Linked DNA regions of Homo sapiens: region 1 is linked to region 2. Evidence: chromatin loops called from intact Hi-C (ENCODE). Cell type or tissue: GM12878. All regions are shown on one strand. Each heading gives the region's core, and the rest is flanking DNA. Links, peaks and the distances in the headings are about the cores only. Region 1 overlaps CDKAL1 (CDKAL1 threonylcarbamoyladenosine tRNA methylthiotransferase). Region 2 overlaps CDKAL1 (CDKAL1 threonylcarbamoyladenosine tRNA methylthiotransferase).

What was found. A loop is a pair of places that touch in the nucleus more often than their neighbours do. Peaks named below come from ENCODE experiments on the same cell type or tissue, not always from the same donor. Only the 100,000 strongest peaks of a DNase experiment are listed, where the experiment ranks them.
Region 1: a loop joins it to region 2, with 5 times the contacts of the local background. A loop is called at or near these places in 1 of 110 quality-filtered maps.

Annotation. Positions count from the first base shown.
Region 1 is chr6:21,153,039-21,164,540 of GRCh38, reverse strand. The region is part of intron 13 of CDKAL1 (CDKAL1 threonylcarbamoyladenosine tRNA methylthiotransferase); the gene reads right to left. Among named protein-coding and RNA genes, the nearest start is that of LINC00581, 350 kb to the left of the region's middle. RefSeq lists cis regulatory regions at 627, 641, 853 and enhancers at 555-699, 569-713, 781-925. In GM12878, for the core only: no CTCF peak of the experiment used is centred there; DNase peaks (open chromatin) are centred at 4,830, 5,510 and 6,800; H3K27ac peaks cover 1,417 bases.
Region 2 is chr6:21,209,111-21,220,612 of GRCh38, reverse strand. The region is part of intron 15 of CDKAL1 (CDKAL1 threonylcarbamoyladenosine tRNA methylthiotransferase); the gene reads right to left. Among named protein-coding and RNA genes, the nearest start is that of LINC00581, 300 kb to the left of the region's middle. In GM12878, for the core only: no CTCF peak of the experiment used is centred there; DNase peaks (open chromatin) are centred at 6,992 and 8,220; H3K4me3 peaks cover 729 bases; H3K27ac peaks cover 4,005 bases.

The DNA of each region.
Region 1 (11,502 bases), core at 1,750-9,749, 55 kb after region 2:
GGAATGCTGGGAGACAATGATGGATAGTGGTAAAGGGCCAGCCCCGGTCTGTGTGTGTTATGGTTGAAGCACCTGGACTTGCTTTTGTAGGTTACAGTGGCTGCTATAGGGTATGAGGCATGGCAGTGAGGTTAAATCTGGGTTCTGGCTAGATCCTAGGTCCCAGTTTTCTGGGTTCTGGCTAAATCTAGGTCCCAGTTTTTGAGATTCTAAATGCTAGTAAAATGAGTGGAAATTTTTTAAAAAACCCAGCTTGTTTATAAGGTTGTGTACTTTTCATTCTACAAGCAGGTACATAATTTTTTAAAATTTCAAATCTATGATCACAATAAATCATTTCAAAATAGGAAGTGATTTTAAATCTTTTAAATCATCAATTTAAGCTGTAAGTTGTACTGTCTTTGTTTTTCTTATCTCTTCTGCAGTTTGGTGAAAATGTCATCCTGGACCAGCATTTAGTAGACCAACAATTAGGAGCAGTGGAATAGGTCATTCTGGAGCTAGGTAGAGGGGCAATGCTAGGGACAGGGAGCCTAATTAATAACTAAAATAGACACATTATTTCTTTTTCTTTTCTTTTTTTGTTTTTGAGATAGAGTTTCGCTCCTCTTGCCCAGGCTGGAGTGTAATGGTGTGATGTTGGCTTACTGCAGCCTCCGTCTCCCAGGTTCAAGGGATTCTCCTGCCTCAGCCTTCCAAGTAGCTGAGATTACAGGATGCACCACCATGCCTGGCTGATTTTGGTATTTTTAGTAGAGATGGGGTTTGCCATGTTGGCCAGGCTGGTCTCAAACTCCTGACCTCAGGTGATCCACCCGTCTCTCGGCCTCCTGAAGTGCTGGGATTACAGGCATGAGCCACCGCGCCCGGCCAGATAACAGCATTATTTCAAGACTACAAAGTTTAAGATTATGACTCAACACCACATGCCTTTTTCTGATTTTCATCTGACAAACGCCTGTGGTTTAGAGGCCTCCACAGTAAGGATTTTGGATGATTGGTTAAAGAACTTTTGAGGGAGAGGGAACATGACTAGGATGAAAAAGAAACAGATGAGGAAAGTGAAAAAGATGGTGACTTGAAATCAAGACACTAAAGGCTACTGTATTCCCAAACCACGGTGGGTTCTGCCGGTGGCCCCAAGCGGGTGTTTGTTTTGGGTTACTGTGAAGATTAAGAGGTCAGGATCCAGTCTAAAGCAGCTAATGATGTATGTGAGGCCTCTGCATCACTGAGAGAATGAAGTGGAGGAGGTTATAAAACCGACCCCAGGAAGGTGGCTCATGAACGAGAACTCAGGAACAACCACCACATCTGCAGTAATCTCAAGAGAAGTGACTTTTGCACAAGGCAAGGTTGTGCTGGCAGTGAGGAGGAGGCAAAACGGGCATTTGCTAGCGTTATACATCAGGCTTAAATTTAAAGGCAGATTTTGTGTGCTAGGGAGTTGATTCCTAATATTGTTCTGTCCCAGTTGGCCTCACTGTGATTACCATAGAAGGGTTCAGCTGTGGCATTAGTTAAGCTATTCAAGCCAGGCCCTCTCTCTCTTCCTCCCTCCCCCTTTCCCTCTTGTCCTTTCCTTCCTTTCTTTCTTCCATCAAGATGAGTTCTTGCTGTGTTGCCCAGGCTGGAGTGCAGTGGCTATACATAGGTGTGATCATTGCACACTACAGCCTCAAACTCCTGGGCTCAAGTGATCCTCCCACCTCAGCCTCCTGAGCAGCTGGGACTACAGACACATGCCACCACACCCAACTAATTAAGAAAACCTTTTTTTTAGAGACAAGGTCTTGCTATGTTGCCCAGGCTGGTCTCAAACCCCTGGGCTCCAGCGATTCTCCCACCTCAGCCTCCTGAGTAGCTAGGATTACAGGCGTCAGCTACTGTGCCCAGCAGGCCAGACTTTTTCTAGGTCCTTCAAAGCTAACAAGCATCAAGGAAGTTACATATGTGATGCTGAGACTGATTGAGTCAGGTGGCTTTTGTTTTTACTTTCAATTCTAGAGCAAAGTTTCAGTTAACTGGAATTCTGCTAACTCAAATCTCAAGGCCAGAGCTGGTTCTGGGCAAAACCATGGAATGGGCCTCAGAGTTCAATGCCCCATTTACCTGTTTTCCATCAGAGGTTCAGCTTTCAGTTCTAGGTTTCTTAAATTTTAAAGTATTGCTTTTGTTGGGGAACATTTCCATGACCCCAAATAGATTATTTTATGGGGAATTAGGAGTTAACAAGGAGAGAAGATGTTTAATCAGAAGATGGCTGTTCAATGTTACAAACTATTCCAAAATTCATCCTGCAGAGACCTGGAATGGTCCCAGTGATTTCTTGAGTCAATAGTGAAATTAAAAACCTTACTTCTAAGACTTAAATTGGCTTGGCAAATTAGAATTCACTCACATTTCTGGAGTTTGAAATAATCTCTTCCCTCTCTACCAGGACATATCTCAACCTCAAACCTCTACTTCCTGCAACTAACACAGTTTCAAGAAAATATCGGCATAAATTAAGTCATGTAAGCAGCGTCTGTATTACTTATTAAAAGCCTCCCGCTAGGCACAATAGGCACTTGCATTCAAGTGCTGAATTAATGAAAAAGGCATTTTGAATTTTCCATTGAAACGTGCCTTTCCTTTGCACCACAGTTTAACTTCTTTCTAAATGCAGCTTTTAGTAGAAAATGACAACAATTATGAGCCCTTTGAGATTTAAAATCTGAAACTCAAATTATCAAGCCTTAATAAAAGCCTAATAAATTCCTTTATGTGTTATATTATGTCTGCTTAATTACTCCAAGCCCATAAAAGAAGCCATGCAGAAGCAGAGTTTATATGTTAGCTTTACAGAAGAGTGAATTTTGAGACTCTTTTCTCTAAATTTAATTTTTATGTGTATAGTTAAAAATATATATTCAGAGACTTTATAAATCTGAAACGTAGATCACCCCTATAAATATATTAAGTGGATACATTCTCTAGAAAGGCAAATAAGTGATTAACACCACCAAAAAGTTCTTTATCTTAAAAAGAGCATATTCAGTTCAATGGGCATCTCTCTATTATTGCTAACAGTTTATCTCTTACACTGACTGAAAAGAGAGCTACAGCATGCACCAGCTGTAGTTTCTACAAAGGAACTACCATTCAATATTGTTTTTCTATAGCATAAATAATTTTTTAATGAAGCAGAAAGTCATTGTTACTTATAAGATGGTGTTTACTGATCTGGTGCTGTATTGAAAAATACAGCAATCCATAGTATTTTTATTCTGATAACGTCAATCTCATACGATATCGTTGGAGGGGAGGGAAAAAATGTAGCCTTGTCAAGTACATAAGGAAGATGGGCCCATTCAACATAAGGTTTTCATGATAGCTTTTAACTCAGGACAGCAAAGTGATTACTATGAGCTGACACCAAAGGTCAGGCTGGGTGTCACCAGCAACAGGGTGGTTGTCTTCCCTGTTCCTTGACACTACCTTCACTGCACCCCCCCAGCCAACAAAAGGGGCTTCCTGTATTACCATTGATCCCTATTTTTTTTCTTAATTTGCATTTTCTAATCTTCCAGGATCTATTCTCTTGACTGGATTAGCCACTGTTTAAATGAAAATATGTATGTGTCCACAGGGAGGGGAACATCACACACCAGAGCCCATCGGAGAGTGGGGGGCAAGGGGAGGGAGAGCATTAGGACAAATACCTGCACGCAGGGCTAAAAACCTAGATGACGGGTTGACAGGTGCAGCAAACCACCATGGCACATGTATACCTATGTAACAAACCTGTATGTTCTGCACACGTATACCAGAAATTAAAGTTAAAAAATATATATACATATATATATATTTTTGGACACAGACACACACACACACACACACACGTGTGTGTGTGTGTGTGTGTCTGTGTCCAAAAATTACAGTGAATAAAAAAAAAAAAATCTTGGCTGGGTGCGGTGGCTCACGCCTGTAATCCCAGCACTTTGGGAGGCCAAGGAGGGTAGATCACGAAGTCAGAAGTTCGAGACCAGCCTGACCAACACGGTGAAACCCCGTCTCTACTAAAAATGCAAAAATTAGCTGGGCATGGTGGTGGGCGCCTGTAATCCCAGCTACTCAGGAGGCTGAAGCAGAAGAATCACTTGAACCCGGGAGGCAGAGGTTGCAGTGAGCCGAGATTGCGCCACTGTACTCCAGCCTGGGTGACAGAGCGAGACTTCATCTCAAAAAAAAGAAAAAAAGAAAAAAAAGAAAATCTTTATTTCCCATTCGAAAACAACAGATGGGATGAAAACAAAAAGGTGACTGCTCAGGAGCCATTTTAGAGCCAAAAGCGACTTATTGATTCTTCCACGGAAACTTTCAAACCTGGAGATAGGTGACTTAAAGCGGGTCTGCAATGTGGACCACGAATATGCTTATTTTGCCAAATAAGCAAAGTGCTTCCTCAGAGAACTGTTGAAAACTGAGACATGCAAAAAGTAGCCCAAAATCACAAGAACAAATCCTATACATTTGGTGTCACAGAGGGTTTTTGCACATTGCTTGTTCTGGAAATACATGATATGAAAATAATCAGGCCTCATTGCAAAGATCTTTTTCAAGAGCAGCTAGGAAGTCAATAATCTCCCACTCTTGTCTGTTACATAAGCATATTCTCAAACCCAATCTGGGTTGGGTGGAACTATGGAGAAATTTTTGAATCTCAAACTCTGCCTGAAGTAAGGGTTTAATTTTTAAAAGGCTAGCCTATGGTGCGGACTCAGAACAGGAGGTAAGATCTCAACCAAGTGGTGGTTAAGTGAATTAGGTGTCGCTGTTCAGAGTGGATTATCTGTGAGAACCGTGTAAACCAGGACAACTGAGGACATACTTTCACAACACAAAACTTAGTACAGATCTGACTGTCTTCATTTAAGTGTCCCATAACTCTTCACTGAGCATCTACCATAGGCCAGGCATGGCCTCTGCCCTTCTGGAACTTACAATCTAGTAAGGGAGATGGACAGTGATCAAATAATCACACACATATAAAATGGCAAGTGTGATGTATATGAAGAGTAGTGTCACAGGTTGCTATGACAGCTTGTATAAAAGATCATTCTAGTTTCCCTTGGAAGAACAGATTCGAGAGAGGAACAAGAATGGGTATGGAGGGACCAGTCAGAAGGCAACTTCCATAGTCCAAGCAAAAGAAGAGGTTGCTTGGGCTAAAGCTGATTTTAAGTAGAAACACAGGAATATTTCCTAGCTTATAATCAGTGTGAAATGTTTCATTATTGCCAGATTTTTTCTTATCTGAATAAGTTGTATTCCATCCTGGAAATATATTTATCATCCCCAACTCTATTACACTCATTTTTCAAGAATACTATAGAAACTGCTTTTTTTGATGAGACATTACAGGAGTCATTAAAAAAATTAAAAAAAAAAAAAAAAGGAGGTTTCAGAAAACAAGGTCAAGAAGCCCCAGAGGAAGGCATTAGGCAAACTTCTACAGATTATTAACTATGTTGACAATGGTCAAAACAAAAACGTATTTGGAAAGCACCTTTTGTCACAACAAAACTTCATCCCAGAAAGCTACATCATGTATAATTATACACATGATCACAATTATATAAAACTAAAAAGAAATAATTAGGTACATATATGTTTCTAACTGAAAAAAAGGTTAGAAGTTGAAGTTTTAAACACTTAAATGGGAAATTCATGTGAATGTTTATTCTAGTCAGAGTTTTAAAAGATAAACTATTTATCTAAATTAAACTGTTCAGATTACAGAATACATATTTGTCAGTGACAAAATTCACATTAAGTTTCTAGACTTACACTGTCTATTCTTCTATGAATACCATCATACATGCTTTGCTTGTGGTTACACAGGTCTCAAAAGAAAAGAAATGGAAACATAGGAAATTAACAGACATTCATAAAATGAAGTGCATGTTTGTGGTCCAGGGAGTGAAATGGTGGGGCATAAACCCTTCCCAGCTTTAGCAAGGAGGTTAACCAGTGCTGTAGTTATCTGGCTTGGAGCTTCATCATGACCCTTTGAGTCCCCTCCAACCCACCCCCTGGCAAAGCAGGAGCAGCATATCAGATCCCTGCAGAGGCTAAAAGCTGAAGGCAATGCAAAGAAAAGCTTTGACATTCTGCCACTGGAGTGACAGGACAAAATTGACTGTAATAAACAACAGTTTGAGCAAGATAATTTGATGCATTGGGACCTTAAGCTTCTCCAGATGCTGAACTCAGCTTGGGATGGGAGATAAGAGGCAGTATTTACTGTCCTCAATAAAGGTTGGATGAAAGCAGAAAAAAGAAACCTCCTTGTGTAAATTGAAACCAGTTCACTAACATGCGTATCCTCAGATATGCACAGCAATTCACAAACAGAAGAGTATATACCATATTCATATATGTTATAAACACATGTAAAGCATCATACTGACACATATGTATAAAATATAACTTGTCTGTTGGCCTAATAACAGAGAGGAAAGCCAGAAAGAAAAACAAATGCATGTGAAGAATCTTTAAAATGAAAAGAGCACTCTACCAATATTAAGCTCACTTAATATCATATTGCTCCACAAGTATTACAAATAAAATGCCTCTCTGAATAACATTTCTTTTCCAAATAAACAAGCACATGCAGACACAGATTTTGACTGTGAAGATTTAATTCACAACAGAAGGATGTTGCTTATGGAGTGAGAAGTGAAATCACAGTCCCTCTGGGCACACCCAGGTGCTCTGCCAGTTTTCCATAACAAGGCTGAGTGATGTGCTTACATTTCTCAAAGACTGTTTTGTTTCAGTAAGGCCAGGTTAGGTGACTGGTAGATGTATGTCATAATGAAACAGAAGTACTATCAAACTACTGATTTTGGTTAGGATGACGAGGAACAAACAAAGAGGTTGCTTTCATTCGTGAAGATTTTCACTTAGCTATTTTTTTATATTACTTAAGTAAAAACTACAAAAACAAATAAACAAGATATCAACACAAGCATATGGCTTTGTAATTATAAGACACACTGTGTTTGTGTAATCAAGAAAGAACAATGAGAAAAGACAATCTTTCGTTTTTTGTTTGTTTCTTTGAGACAGGATCTCACTATGTTGCCCAGGCTGGTCTCAAACTCCAGGCTATCCTCCCACTTCAACCTCCTGAGTAGCTGGGATTACAGGCATATATACAACAGTGTCTGGCTGAGAAAAGACAATCTTGAGAACAATAAGTAACATTTACTGGCTGCCCATTATCGTGAAAGGAACTGAGTTGGTGACTTTACATAAATGTATCTTGCTTAAAACCTTGCAAGGTGATTATTATCAGCATCATTCTAACACTGCTGGCTAGGAGCACTGGAGCAAATTTTTCCAAGGTCATAGAGCTCATAAGTGATAGAGCAGGGATCAAATCTATGTCGGCTGAATTCTGCCAAGTTCAAAGCGTATCTCTTTCCACCCTACCTACCATCTCTCTAAGCATCACAGTAGAAACAAAGAATATGGCGCAGAAAAAGAAATCAATAAACACATATGAAGAGTCAAAGGAAAATATGCTTAAATCATATGCTGAAAAACCAGCCTAGGCAGAGAGCAGACCCTTCTCCTTGGCAAAGTTTACCAGGCATACAAGGTTCTGTTTCCTACCTACTTTATACAGTTTGATACTCTTAGAAGGATTCCATGCCAAAGCAACCACAGCAGCATGCACACCAGTCTTGCTCCTAGGGATCTCTCTGCACCTCTCCAGCTGCTTGAATTCTAGTAATCCCACCACACAAATTCTCCAGTGGCTGCAGCTCAGAGTTGATCCATGTCTCACTATCTTCCTTACATCCATCGTTCTTCCTTCTAAACCTCCCATTCCCGTTTCAATTCCTTTCAGACAAATTTGTCCCATCACTCCACAAAATGGCACTGGAAAACTTTCCTTTCTCTTTCCCTTCTTTACAAAAGGAATAAATGTTCATTTTAGAAATTTTCAAAAATATAGAAAAAGCACAAAAAGGAAAAAAAGGGATTCTGCTAAAGATAACTAGTGTTAACACTGTAGTGTATATTTTACCAGTCTTATTTTTCCTTTTTTTTTTTTTTTTTTGGAGACAGGGTCTCGCTCTGTCACCCAAGCTGGAGTACAGTGGCACGATCTCGGCTCACTGCAACTTCTGCCTCCTGGGCTCAAGCTATCCTCCCACCTCAGCCCTGCCAGTAGCTGGGACTACAGGCACAAGCTACCATGCCCAGCTAATTTTTTAAAAATTTTTTATAGAGACAGAGTTTCACCATGTTGCCCAGGCTGGTCTCAAACTCCTGAGCTCAAGTGATCCACCTGCCTCAGCTTCCCAAAGTGCTAGGATTACAGGTGTGAGCCACCATGCCCCGCTCAGTCTTATTTTTCCTAAGCAAATGTGTAATAATAATTTTTATGAAATTAGGATCACATACATGTTATCTCGTAATACATTTTCAGTTTTTGAAATATCAGTGAACGCTCCCCTCCCTATCACTAAATATTCTCCTATAACATGATTTTAGTCACTACCATTATGCCATATGAATGCAACATTTATTTAACTCATCACCCACTATGGGATATTTAGGTTGTTCTTTACATTTTATTACTATAAACAGTTCTGCAATGAACATCTTCACAGATTTATGTTTACTCAGATCCGTCCCTGTCCCTTTATAATATATTCTGGAGCACATTTGGAAGGCCTGGACACACACTGTCAGGCTGCCCTTCTCACAGATTTTATGAAATTTCATTCCCAGTAGGACTAATTACTAATGCATGGGAAACAGGTCTCTTGAACATAATGAATAATCACCAAATTGCAAAGTGACTTATAAGTGAATCAACTAATTCATTCAACAAATACTCATTAACCTTCTATACGTGCTAGGCACTGAAATACAGCAAGGAGACACGGTGCCTGCTCTTAAAGAGCTTTCACCGTCTCAAGACAGAAAATGTACTAAGTGATAGCAAAGGTGCTACCATGGGAGGTGATGTCCTGGGTGAGACTAGGCTTCTCCAGGCGCTCCTCAAATCAAATTCCTTCCCCTTCCTGTCACGGCTATGCCCCTTCTCCTTCCATGTTTCTGATTTTCATGTCCAGCTTGAGCTGGGGAAACAGAATATTTTATTTCAAAAGTCTCCTCCCAATTGTACAAGGAATTGGTACTAAATGCAGCAGCTTCTTAAAGCTGTCCTCCCCATCCTCACACACGCTGATGACACATAATATAATTCGGGGGGAAAAAAAACTAGATAAAACAATTGCTTAGGGAAAAATATGTTCTAAACATTTTAAAATCTAAATCTAAATGTTTTCTAAAGGATTTTGAGGAATCGAATTATAAAATTTTTTACAACTGAGTTTCTAGATATATTGTAATAAATGTGGTAAATATTCTAAATGGCTACCAATAGGTCAGCAGTAAACGTTTTAAATAAAAGCAATCAAAATAGACAGCAATTACATTCTTAATGTCATCACTCTTGTATTTTTTTTTTTTGGGGGGGGTGGGGGACGGAGTCTCGCTCTGTGGCCAGGCTGGAGTGCAGTGGCACAATCGGCTCACTGAAACCTCCGCCTCCTGGGTTCAAGTGATTCCCCTGCCTCAGCCTCCTGAGTAGCTGGCATTACAGGTGTGTGCCACCACACCCAGCTAATTTTTTTTTGGTATTTTTAGTAGAGGCAGGGTTTCATCATGTTGGCCAGGATGGTCTCCATCTCTTGACTTCGTGATCTGCCTGCCTTGGACTCCCAAAGTGCTGGGATTACAGGTGTGAGCCACTGTGCCCAGCCTACTCTGGTATTTTAATATTTTACACATTGTAGAGTATTTAGCCACCACTGAAGCTTAACAACTTTTAGAAAGCAATTTACATTTCCATTTCATGTAGACAAGAGTCAAATGATTAAAACATTTAACATTATATCAAAAGACCTAGTTACACCATTGCTTCAGAAACTAAGCAATACATTTTTCTCAAGGAGCAAAAGTATAAGGATTGGTTAATATATCCAGATATTGATAAAATTTTGGTCTTTGAAAATACATGATGACATATGGAGTTAAACATTGTTTTATAGAAAGTAAGTTACTCATTAGTTAATTTGTTTAGGGTATAAAATATTTTCCATTTAAGGGAGAGATGAAGTTGCTAGAAATTAGGGGTACTGGGCCAACTTTGTTTCCTTAGAATGGGTTTTTGATGTATTACTTCTTTGCAGTTAAGTTTAAAGCATGCACATAAAAAGCAAACCCAAATCTTCTATCATATGTGTGTTTCCATGAGTATGGATGATGTGTGTGGCATTTAACCAGTACTTACACGCAAAACATTTTCCCAACCTCTTCCACATGCATTAATTTAATCACCATGACAACCTGTTTAAAATGCACTTTTGAGATTCCCATGTTATGGATGAGGAAACCGAGACACAGGGCAATTAAGTATCTTTCCCAAAGGTACACAGCTAGTAAAAGGCAGGGCTGGGAATTAAAGGCAGGCATGAATATCTATGAGACCCAGATGTCATCTGGAGTCTCCCCGCCCCTTTGGATCTAGTTAGATTGGCTCTAATTTCCCCATCCTTGCCCTGTGTGAAAAAAGTCCAGTGTCCTTCTCAAATGACTTTAAACATCCAGAGGACCTGCATTCTCCAGGTCTTATCTAGCTCTCAATTTTTTGTTTTCTGGCTTAGTTCTGTCCACACAGGGAAAAATGCAAACCACTTAAAACTGAATATTAGTTATTCCCCACTTCTTCCCTCTCTTTTATTACCCTTTCTCTCATTTATGCTAAGAGAAAAAAATCCCTCTATTTTTTTTCTACTGCTGAGCAGTTAGTTCTGTCTTTCCTAGTCTTGTTTCCTTGTAACTCATGTCCTCAGGTTTTAACTTTGTCCATTGAACTGTTTATCAAGATAGTTTCCTAAGCAAAGCCAGCTCCTTTCCTAAGAGGAATCCTGTTGCTAGCTAAGAGAATGATACCCGTCTTCTCATATGGGCACACAAATCTAGAGGTGATACAGCCTACATTATGATTAAGATAAAATATTACTATTGATGATTAAACAGCTGCCATAATTGAATGAATGTCACATATGTTCGCTAACTTATCAGAATAGAGGCAGAAGCAATCTAAATTCAAATGGCATTAGGTTAATTCATTACAGTCTTAAATAAATCCACACAGAGGCAATTCTTTTCTTTGTATTTGAGAGTTCATGGTTAAACGCTTAACGATTAAAAAAAAAAAAAAAAAAAAAAAGAAATCACATACCTCTACCCTGCCAATGAGGTTGTCAATATAGATGACAAGTGTTAAAAAGTCATGTCAAAACACTATTAGAAAAAACAGGTTAAGAATATAATTGGGGACATATACAAATTACTAAATCATATATATCTAATTCATATAAAAATGAATTTTCAAAACATCACCTACTTCTGAACCAGTGAACATGA
Region 2 (11,502 bases), core at 2,445-10,444:
TAAGGGGAGGGTGTAGGACAGAAGAACCAGATCTAGAATTAATAACACAGTATAGAAATCTTTGCCAACAGTGGTGCGCTGGCATTTGTTTATACATAACTTCTCCAATTCCACAAAGTAAGCCCTGCCAAGAAGGTATGCTATCAGAGATCTGGCACCTTAGCTGGAGATACATTTATCTTTACTGCTTCCTCATTGTTTAAATTTTTTTCTCCAAAGAGAGGTACGTAGAAAAGGTTCTCTTAGTAACTGCACATAAGGAAAACACAAGTTAGTTATTTACTGGGTCAAAGTTTGGAAATTTGGAAATTATTCTAGAACTTGTCATTTAAGTCTCTTCTGCTAACTAAATATCAGCCTAAGATATATGGACAAGTGCACATGTGCTCGCAAACACACACACACACACACGCACGCACGCACGAGCTTTAACATAAAAAAGGAACCAAGAGGCACACTTAGAACCATGAAGCCTGTAATCCCAACATTCATGATAGTAGTAGAAACCTGAACTCATCTATTCCTCATTAGTGGCTGGAGATAAGCATCAGTATGAATGAAAGCTGCCCCACAGGTGTGGCAAAGTTGAAGAAATAAAAGGTGAATTGGGTCAAGATGCTTTACTGATGAAGAAATCTTTTCAATAGTCTCTCACACCCGAAACCATTCTCATTCCATGCAGCGCACACAGGAAGCACTGAGCCAGGATGTTCACAAACATAACAATTGGGTGTATTAAACTTCATCTTTAAGTCATCAGTTCAACTCAAAATAATTGTTCCTAAGGGTTTCATTCCAACTAGGTAACCATGAAAGTGTGTTGGCAGATGTTTGGTTTGTATTTTAAATGAAAAAGAAGACATGTGTGATGTTAGCTGTTATTACAATACAACCCTCTCATCCTGTTCTTAGTATCATTTTCAGTGACACTGGAAATACGGTTTCAGCATCACTGAGCTCTATAAACTGCATAAAACGAATAAAGGAGACGGCAGGTGCTTTTCTCTATCTCAAAGAATCTCATAAATGAGAAGCTAATATGTAAAATGTTTCCTACATATCACCATGATAGTTTTGCAGCTTGGAAAATGCAGATAAACTAGTTAGGAAAAATTACATGGTTTATACAATTGGTCCTCCATATTTGTGGGTTCCACACCCACAAGTTCAACTGACCACAAATAGAAAACACTCAGGGGGGAAAAATTCCACAAAATTCCAAAAAGCAAAACTTGAATTTGTCACACACTGAATACTATGTTGAATCCATGAATCTGAAGAGATGTGTAGGCATTGTATTAGATATCAAAAGTCATCTAGAGATAATACATGGGAAAATGTGGGTAGTTTATATGTAAAACTATGTCATTTTATATAAGGAATTTGAACATCCATGAATTTTGGTACCCATCGGGGGTCCTGGAACCAATCCCCCACAGATACCAAGAGATGACTGTACTTACTATAATTACACTAAACTGAACCCAACCATCTGAAGAAAGATCACATCTCTACATATTTTCCTATCACTCCCAAAGTTCTATTATGCTTTCTTCCAAAAATCTGTTCCAAGACATGCCCATTCTCCCTTTCTATTTTGAATATAGTTTTTAAAAGTAAAAAATAATGATCCTATGGAAAGGCACTTAAAATTAGATTAATATTAAAAAACTTAATTACTTATGTTACTATAAAAGTATGGTAGGCAGCCCTGAAGATGATCCCCAGTGAGCCTCGCCTCCTGGTATTCACACCCATATGTAATCTCTTCCCCTTGGCTATGGTCTGAATGTACTCACTTGCTTCTAATGCTCAACATAAATGATGGATGCCACTTCCAAAATTAGGTTACAAAGTACTGTAGCTTCCATCTCTCTCTCTCTCTGCTTGCTTGCTTGCTCTGAGGGAAGCCAGCTGCCATGCTGTGAGCTGCACTATGCAGAAGTCCACAGGAGAAGGAATGGAAGGAGGCCTCTGACCAATAGCCAGCCAAGGACTAAGACCTTAAAGCAACAACCCATGAGAAACTGAATCCTGCCATCACCATAAAAGTGAGCTTAGAAGCAGATCCTCCCCAGTTGGGCCTTCAGCTAAGGCCACATCCCCGGCTGCCAGCCTGACTGCAGCCGAAGGAGCAGTACTGTGCCACGGGCACCCAGAGAAGCTGCACCTAGATTTCTGACCCACAGAAACTGTGAGGTAATAAATGTTTGTTGTTTTAAGTTTCTAAGTTTTGAAGTAATTTGTTACACAGCAACAGATAACTAATACAAAAAGTTGCCAAGTAGAGGGCTGGATACCAATTCACACATACTTAGAAATCTGATTCATAACAGAGGCATTGAAGACCAATAGGAAAGACAGACTTTCAATAAAGTTTTCTGGAACAGTTGCTTATACACAGATAAAACAATGAAATTTAACCCCTACCTACCATGTTTACAAATCAATTTCAGATATATTAAATATTTACCTGGCTAAGGAAAAACTAGAAAAACTTTAGGACAATATGGGAGGAAAACCTTTCTAACCACAAGGTAGGGAGGACATACTTCTTAAACAAATCACAAAAATATACAAAGTTCTAAACAAAAGAACAAAACTTCTAACCAGAGAGGTTAACAAGCTGCAAACTGGGAAGAGACACTTGCTTCACATATAATTGACTCTAGACTACATAAAGAAATCCCAGCTGGGCACAGTGCCTCTTGCCTGTGGTCCCAGTACTTTGGGAGGCCAAAGTAGGAGAACTGCTGGAGGCGAGGAGTTTGAGACCAACCTGGGCAACACAGCGAGTTCCCGTCTCTGCAAAAATAGCCAGATGTGGTGGCTCACGCCTGTAATCCCAGCACTTTGGGAGGCCGAGGCGGGTGGATCACTTGAGGTCAGGAGTTCGAGACCAGTGTGGCCAACATGGCAAAACCCTGTCTCTACTAAAAATATAAAAATTAGCCAGGCGTGCTAGTGCACGCCTGTAATCCCAGCTACTTGGGAGGCTGAGGCAGGAGAATTGCTTGAACCTGGGAGGCAGAGGTTGCAGTGAGCCGAGATCGTGTTATTGCACTCCAGCCTGGGGGACAGAGTGATACTCCATCTTAAAAAATAAATAAATAAAAATAAATAAATAAAAATAAAAAATAAAAAATAAAACTTAGCTGGGTATGGTGGTGCATGCCTATAGTCCCAGCTACTTGGGAGGCTGAGGTGGGAGGATCACCTAAGGCCAGGATTTCAAGGCTGCAGTGAGCTAATGATCACATCACTGCACTCCAGCCTGGGCAACAGTGCAAGACCCTGACTCAAAAAAAAAAAAAAAAAGAAAAAGAAATCCTAAACATCAATGAAAAAGTATCGTCCAATAGAAGAAAATGGGCAAAAGACTTTTTATACAGACTCTTTGCTGAAGAGAAAATCTGAATATATATATATGTGTGTATATATATATAAAACCAATAAATATATTTTAAAAAAAATGCTCAACCTCATTTGTAATTAGAGAAATACAAGTTAAAAATACAAAAATACCAGCTTACATATACCAGGTTGGAAAAAGTAAAAAAAATGAGCAATATCAAGTATGGGTGAGAATGTGGAGGATCCAGAACACTATGACACTGCTGCTGGTAATGGCAGAAATTAACATAGCCACTGTGGGAGACAGGAGGGCATTACCTGGTAAGGTGGGAGCTGTACACTCTGGCCAACCCAGCAATGCCACTCCTAGGTATGGCACCCAGACTAGAGAAATGATTGCAGATAAGTGGCCACACCAAGTCCTCATCACAGCTGATGTGATGTAAGTTAGAAGCTCTAGCAAGATTTGGGCTGGAGATGAGGGTTGGGGAAGGGTTGGTCAAAGGAAGAAAAAGTGGTCCAGGATGGGGGTTCAAGACCTGTGGGTGGGCTTCCTGCAAACATTAACTCTCCAAGCAGTCCCCTAAGAATCTCTTTCTTTTCTTAGATGGGCCCCAGTCGCTAACCTCCCTCTTCTCCATTAGCACGTTTCCTTTACCGCCTGTCAATGCCTTAGGTGTTCCCCACCCATCCACCACACCTTTCTTAAAATGATTGGTCAATGTGGAAAATAGATGGGACATGAACAGCCACTTGGTTGCTAATACACACTTATTATTATTTTTTTTCTGGAGACCGGATCTTTCTCTGTGGTCCAGGCTATAGTTTAGTGGTGCAATTATAGCTCACTTGCAGCCTTGAACTCCTTGGCTCAAGTGATCCTCCCACTTTGGCCTCCCAAAATGCTGGGAATACAGGAGTGAGCCACTATGCCCAGCCTGCCAATATACACCTTCTCATTTTTTACATGGATTCTATGGGATAAAATCAGTCTGATAAGTTCCCAATTAGTTTCCAATTGCTGCGGTAACAAATTACCATAAACTGCATGGCTTAAAACAATACAAATTTACCATTTTTTAGTTCTGGAACTCAGAAGTCAGATGGGTCTCAATGGACTGAAATCAAGTGTGATGTGGACTCCTTCTAGGGCTGTAGGGGAGAATCCATTGCCTTGCCTTTTCTAGCTTGCATCCCTAGGCTCACAGCCTGCTTCCATCTTCGAAGTCAGCATTCCTATCACTCTGACCTCTGATTCTCCTGCCTTTCTCTTTTGCTTTTAAGGACCATTGTGATTACACTGGGCCCATCTGGATAATCAAGTATACCCTCCTTATGTTAAGGGCAGCTGATGAGCAAATTTAATTCCATATGCAACCCTAATTCTCTCTGTCATGTAATCTAACATATTCACAGGTTCTAGGGATTAGGACACGATCACCTTTGGGGGGTGAAGTGGGGGGCATTATTCTGCCTACCACAGGTCCCCAGGGTGATACTGTTGAGTTGCTGGGTACAATTGTACCTCAGAGAAAAGCACCGGATATCTAGAGCACTTGACATTTCCTCATAGAAAAGACTATGACAAGGTCCCTTAGCTTCCATTAACGTTTAGATTTCAGATTCTTTTTACCAGATCCAACCCTTCCAGCTCTACAACTCACTACCTAAAAACAAGACACTGAGTTGTAGAGCTGAAAGGATTAGATCTCAGGTTGAAACTGAATGTGATGTCTTCTGGGGACGTAGAAAAGGAGGAGGAAAGTTGCGCAGATCACAGGCAAAAACACCAAGATTTCATAGGGTGTGGTAGACTGAATACATTAATATTCCCAATTCCTTATACCTCCTTGTATCTGTATCTTCTTGTCACATAACTCTGTAGTGTGTCCCTGGTCTTGGCCATGTGATTTACTTGGCCAACAGGATGCTACCAAACATCATGCATGCAGAGGCTTGAAAAGCACTTGTGCATGTCTGTTTGCTATTCCTTTGCCTTTACCACGGGAACATGCTCAGGTCAGCCAGTTGAAGGATGAGGCATGCGGAGCAGGGCTGATTCACCCACGGAGTCCCAGTTGAGGCCATCTAGATCCACCAAATGCCTGCTGAACCTCCATACATTTTAGGAAGCCCCACCAAGCTTAGAAGAGCTGCTGAGCTACCCTACAGTGCACTGCAGATGTGTGAGTGAGCCAGGCTGAGATCAGCTGAGCCCCACTGCAGTTCTGTGGTTGGTTGTCATAGGGCATTTATCATGGCAAAAGATAACCCATATCTAGGATAACCAGCTTTTTGGTCTTGCAGTCCTTTTCAGTAAGGGGTATACATATATCTCCGGAACAAATTCATTCATTCATTCATTCATTCATTCATTCATTCATCCAACAGACGTTTACTGAGCATTTGCTCCCTGCCAGGCCCTATCCTAGTCATTAAGGACACAAAGGTGAATGAAGTAAAGTCTCAGCATTCATGGGGCTTCAATTTTGGTAACTAGAGGCAAAAGAAACATGTAAATATTTAATATGTCTGGTGATAAAATGTGCCATGGAGAAAATAGAGTAGAGTAAGAATAGGAAGTACTAGGTTGTGTTGGATGGTGAGGGCTTGGGGTTTTATAGACGACTGCCCAGGGTGACCTCACTGATAAGCTGGTGCTTCAGCAGAGACCTGAATGAAGTATGTACCAGGGACATCTAAGAGATGGGCATTCCAAGCAGAGGGACCAGCAGTTGGAAAGGCCCTCCTGAGGGAGCAGACCTCGTGTGTTCATGTTCAAGGAGCAGCATGGAGGCCAGTGTTCTCGAGGGGAGAGAGGTCAAGGCATGGGACCTTGATCCTTGAGGCTGTTGTAGGGTCTCTGGCTTTCATTCTGAACATGCTGGGAAACCTTAGATGATTTTTGTAAAAATTTTTATATGGTATGTATATATATATATATAAAATAACATTTGAACAATTTTGAAGTACACAATTTAGTGGCATTAATTATATTTACCATGTTGTGCAACCATTACTACTATTTCCAAAATGTTATCACCCCAAGCAGAAACTCTGTAACCCTTAAGGAACTCCCCATCTCCACGCCCAGCTCCTGGTAAGCTTTAACCTAGTTTGTCTCTATGAATTTGCCTATTCTCAATATTTCACATAAGTGGAATTATATAATATTTGCCCTTTCTGGTGTGGCTTATTTTGCTTCACATCATGTTTCCAGATTTGCCTATGCTGTAGCATGTGTCAGAACTTCATGTCTTTCTATGGCTGAATAAAATTCCATTCTACTACATACCACATTTTGTTTGTCCATTCATCTGTTGATAGATACTTTGGTTATTTCCACCTTTGGGTTATTTATGAATAATGCTGGTATGAATATTGGGATATAAGTATCTGAGTCCCTGGTTTCCCTTCTGTTGGCTATATACGGAATGCTCTGAGTCATATGGAGCACTAGATGGTTTTGAGGAGGAGAGAGACACAATCTGGTTTATATTCAGGGTAGAAACAGGGAGACTCGTTAGGCAGATTGTTTCATTTTCAGATAATATAGTACACGGCAGGGGAAATCACTTCCCACAAGAATATTTAAGAGAAGAAGACCTGTAGTGAATGCCACTATCTTACACCATAGATGCTTTGTGATTGTTCAGAGGAACTGTGCTCACATGAAGGATAACAAAAGAAACAGCTACTCAAAGTCAGTGAAAAGGGGGAACTGAAAAACTCAAAGAATTTATTTCAGGCAGCTATCCTTTACAAATGCTATTGCTGCTTATAAAGACTGTATGTTTAAAAAGACCAATGACCAATTCCTCGTCTCATGGCATATAGGTGATTAGGGCAAAACATCATCCATGTTCATGAACGAGATATTATTAGTATCTTGATCAACCAGGCCCCAAGTAAATCTTCACTATCACCATGCCCCCCACTCCACATCACATATTCACTGATCACTTCTACGTGTCAGGCAGCGTTCAGGGCTTCCCAAGCTTTATCTCACTTCGACATCAAAACCATCCTATCAAATGGACTCTATTCCTCCCAATTTATAGATGAGGAAAGACACCTAGAGAGGGTAAGTGACCAGTGATCACAATTAGTAAGGAACAGAGCCAAAATGCCAAACCCACGGTCTGACCTGATGTGCGTAAGGGCTACTCTATTCCTTCAAAACGGATGTTTTCAAGGAGGAAGCCCTGGGAGCCAGGGGCCTGTGGAAGGGAAAATGCTGATCTTGATAAAGTCGGCTGATGGTTCTTTGCCTTTATTGCCTTTTGAATTTCCTTCTCAGGGGTTGGCAAATTTGCAAGGTGCTACATCTTAAATTTTTAGGTTGGCTTCCTATCAGAAAACTGCCCTAGATACCTGATTTGATATATGGATTGAAAATTTCTGTTTCTCAATAATTTTATAGAATTGCATTCAGGAGAGAGAGGGACAGGAGAAAATTTGTTTCCCCAAAGCCCTTTAAATTTAAAACACTGCTTGCATGCATATAAGCAATCTGCGCTTGTACCCCCTAAATACATAAAAATTTAAAAATAATGAAAAAAATTTTAAACATTATAAACTATGTTAGAAAACAAACACACTCTATTTCTTTGAACATATTCTATTTTATTTATTTAAAAATAATGTTCTATTATTTTAGGTACAATGCAACATCCACACTCTGAGTCTCATAGGAGAGATAGGCTGTCACTTTCATCATTAGAAAGTGAGAAGGGAAACTAGGAAACTACAATTTATGGTTAGAAGCAACTCGCTCTAAAGTACTCATCCTCATAGTTCCCATGAAAAGAATTTCCATTTGCAAGATTACTATCAGTTTAAAAAGGGGCTTTTGCAATCTGCTTATCAAGATGTCAAATGACTTCAAAGAGTAGGTTGAGTGGCTTGACTGTGATTTTTTTTTAACCATTGAAGAATATATTAATGTCCTCATCAGCTGGAGTAACAGAGGATTTCAACCTATCATGTAGGTTCCCTGCCTCTGGTGGAGAACCCATCCATTCCACCCTGCATATCGCCGAGAGCCAAGTTCATTCAATAACCATGAAACAGGCACTGCACTGGGGCCTGGAGCCAGTCGTGGGCAGACCAGTCAGGCGGGGCCTGCTTTCATGGGCTTTCCCTCATATAGAAACTTTCACTATACTATGCTCATGCCCAAAAACTTTCCCACATGTAGCCAGGCACGGAGGCTCACACCTGTAATCCCAGCACTCTAAGAGGCTGAGGCTGGAGCATTGCTTGAGCCCAGGTGTTTGAGACCAGCCTGGGTAACATAATGAGACCTCATCTCTACAAAAAATAAAAAAAAAATTAGCCAGGCACAGTGGCGCATGTCTGAAGTCCCAGCTACTTGGGAGGCTGAGGTGGGAGGATCACTTGAGCCCGGGAAGTAGAGACTACAAGTCAGCCAAGATTGCACCACTGCACTCCAGAGCCTGGGTGACAGAATGAGACTCTGTCTCAAAAACAAAGCAAAACAAAATATTCCCACATGCATGATAGAAACTTCTAGTATTCACCCATATCTTCTCCTTCTTATTAAAACAAAAGTAGGTATTTTCTAGACTCTTGTAGTTAGACAGGGCCATGTGGATGTTCTGGCCAATGAATATGAATACAAATACCATGTGCCACTCCTGTGCTGAGGCAGTAAAAAGCCTGGTTCACCGGCAATCGTCTTTCCTTACCATGGAGACATGCAGTCAACTTGGGTCCCTGAGTGACTGTGTGGAGCAGACAACTACCTGACTCTAAACTACAAACTAAATGGTACATCTTAGATGCTCAGTGTGAGCAGGAAATAAACCTCTGTTATGTTAGCCCTGAGATTTCAGGGTTAATTTGTTACCGAAGCGCAGCCTAACCTGTCTTGGACGAATATATGTGCTTGTCTAATGTCTTAGGTATAAATCCTATTTGACTTCAAAACCCAGAGGTCCCAGTCTTTATACTAAAGGTGATTTCCCTGTGCCTTCCAACTGCCCACAACTTCTTAGTCTGTGCATTCTGTCACGTTGCGTTGGTTCCTTTCACAGTGAGAAAAATTTCCTTCTTTACTTGCCTGATTAAGTTCTTCTCACCTTCAAAGTCCATATCCATGAAACTCTCTGTAGTAGAAGTTGTCTGAAAACCCTCTCCACATTGACAGTTCCCCATGACTACAGATGCCAAAAATGATTTTCCAACCTCCTTTGTCCCCAGGGTGTAAATGTGAGACTTGGGTTCCACAGTCAGATGTGATATATGTGAGACATTGACTGGGAAGCTTCATGAGGAAGCAGATGGGGCATGGGGCCTCTGCCTTGCTGGGGGAGGTGGAGCAGAGGCGACACCTCTTACCAGAAGCTCCTGTGTGGTTCTGGGTGTTGTTTCTGGAAAACTCAGCAAAGATTCTGGTCCCTGGCCCTTCTAACAATTCTGTGGGCCATCTAGCATCCTTTCATACATTCCTTCCTGTTTAACTAAACTGCTCTCTGTTGTCTGCAAAGAATCCTGACCCATACATTTCCTGATACCTCAAGTCATCAGAGATCTCCTATCTTCCAACTTCTTATGATCTAACGCCAACCAATTTAACATTTGACATATTATAGATTTTGTTTCATATGTACATACTGTCTTAGTTCGTTTCGGTGACTGTAACAAAATGCCATAAACTGGGTAGCTTTTAAACAACAGATATTTATTTCTCACTGTTTTAGAAGCTGGGAAATCTAAGATCAAGGTGCCAGCAGATTTGGTGTCTGGTGGGGGCCAGATTTCTAGTTTATAGACAGAGTCTTCTTGCTGTGTCCTCACACAATGGAAGGGTCAAGGCAGCTCTCTGGAGCCTTCATTAGTATGGTATAAAGGTACTAATCCTCATCATGAAGGCTCCGCCCTCATGACCTAACCACCTCCCAAAGGCTCCAGCTCCTAACACCATCACATGAGTGATTAGGTTTCAACACTGAACTTTGGGAAGACACCAACATTCAGACCACAGCAGCACATATCTTCTCTTCCCAACTAGACTTTATCTCCTTGAGGGCAGGATGGTATCTCCAACTTCTGTATCCCAAGCAGTGCTTGACACAGCGCTGGCTCAACTTTTGGAATTTATAGGATGACCATATAATTTATCATCCAAACTAGAATACTTTGAGGAGTGGAATAAGGGCATATTATTAATACTATTACAACACGTATAAACCAGGACTGATGCAGACAGTCCTGACACAGACAGATATTATCAAGGCACAATTAGTTCTTTGATGCATACAGTGTCATACTCGTCATTGATAATTGTTGACTGAGTGAAAAGGTAAAGACATGTGAAGGGGAAATAGTGCAGTGAAAATGTGAGTGTGGAAGAGTGGTTCCCAACACCTGGGTTCAAATCATCACAGGAAATCATGGTCTTCTGGAACCTCCCTAGTCCCATCCTGCAGGGATAGGTGGCTGGGCTTAGATGACCTTTCAGGTTCTGCTGCTGCTGAAATATATCTTTGGTTCTCCTAAGGAGGCTTTTTTTCCATTCACTGCTTTCATGATAAAGAATCCCTTTTGCTCTTAAGGGATCCCTTTTAGATTTGGGAAAATTATCCATAAAACTTTAACCACAGGAGTAATTATGTCGCACAGGTGAGCTAGCATACCTATACAAGACCACTTCCCTCACACCAATCCCTCCCTACCAGGGTCACAATTGATTAGCAGTATTACCAGAGGAACAGCCAAGACCAAAAACTTCTCGAAGACCAAGCCCATATTCATTATTTCCATCTCTAAGATTTCATTCCGTTCCTGGATAATAAACATTGAAACATATTATAAGAGGCCAGGTGCTACCTGCATGTTGCATATGTAAGTAATTCAGGCTCGGGGGCCTGGTTCTTTTCCTTAGCGCTTAGCTAGGGAAGTCGGTCCACGTCTTTGTCCCAGGCTCACTGCTCCTTCTGCCTCCTATCTTGAACGTGGACAAAGGATGGAGAGGTGGGGAAAATGCCTGCTCAGTCCCATCCTATGATGCCTCTATGTGGGTGTGTACAGCTGTATAAAGAACTTCATCGTGTTCTAGCTGCCCTAGGCCAGGCTAGAATAATAAACTGAAGTAATACGAGTAAAGAGCCTCAATACCAAGCA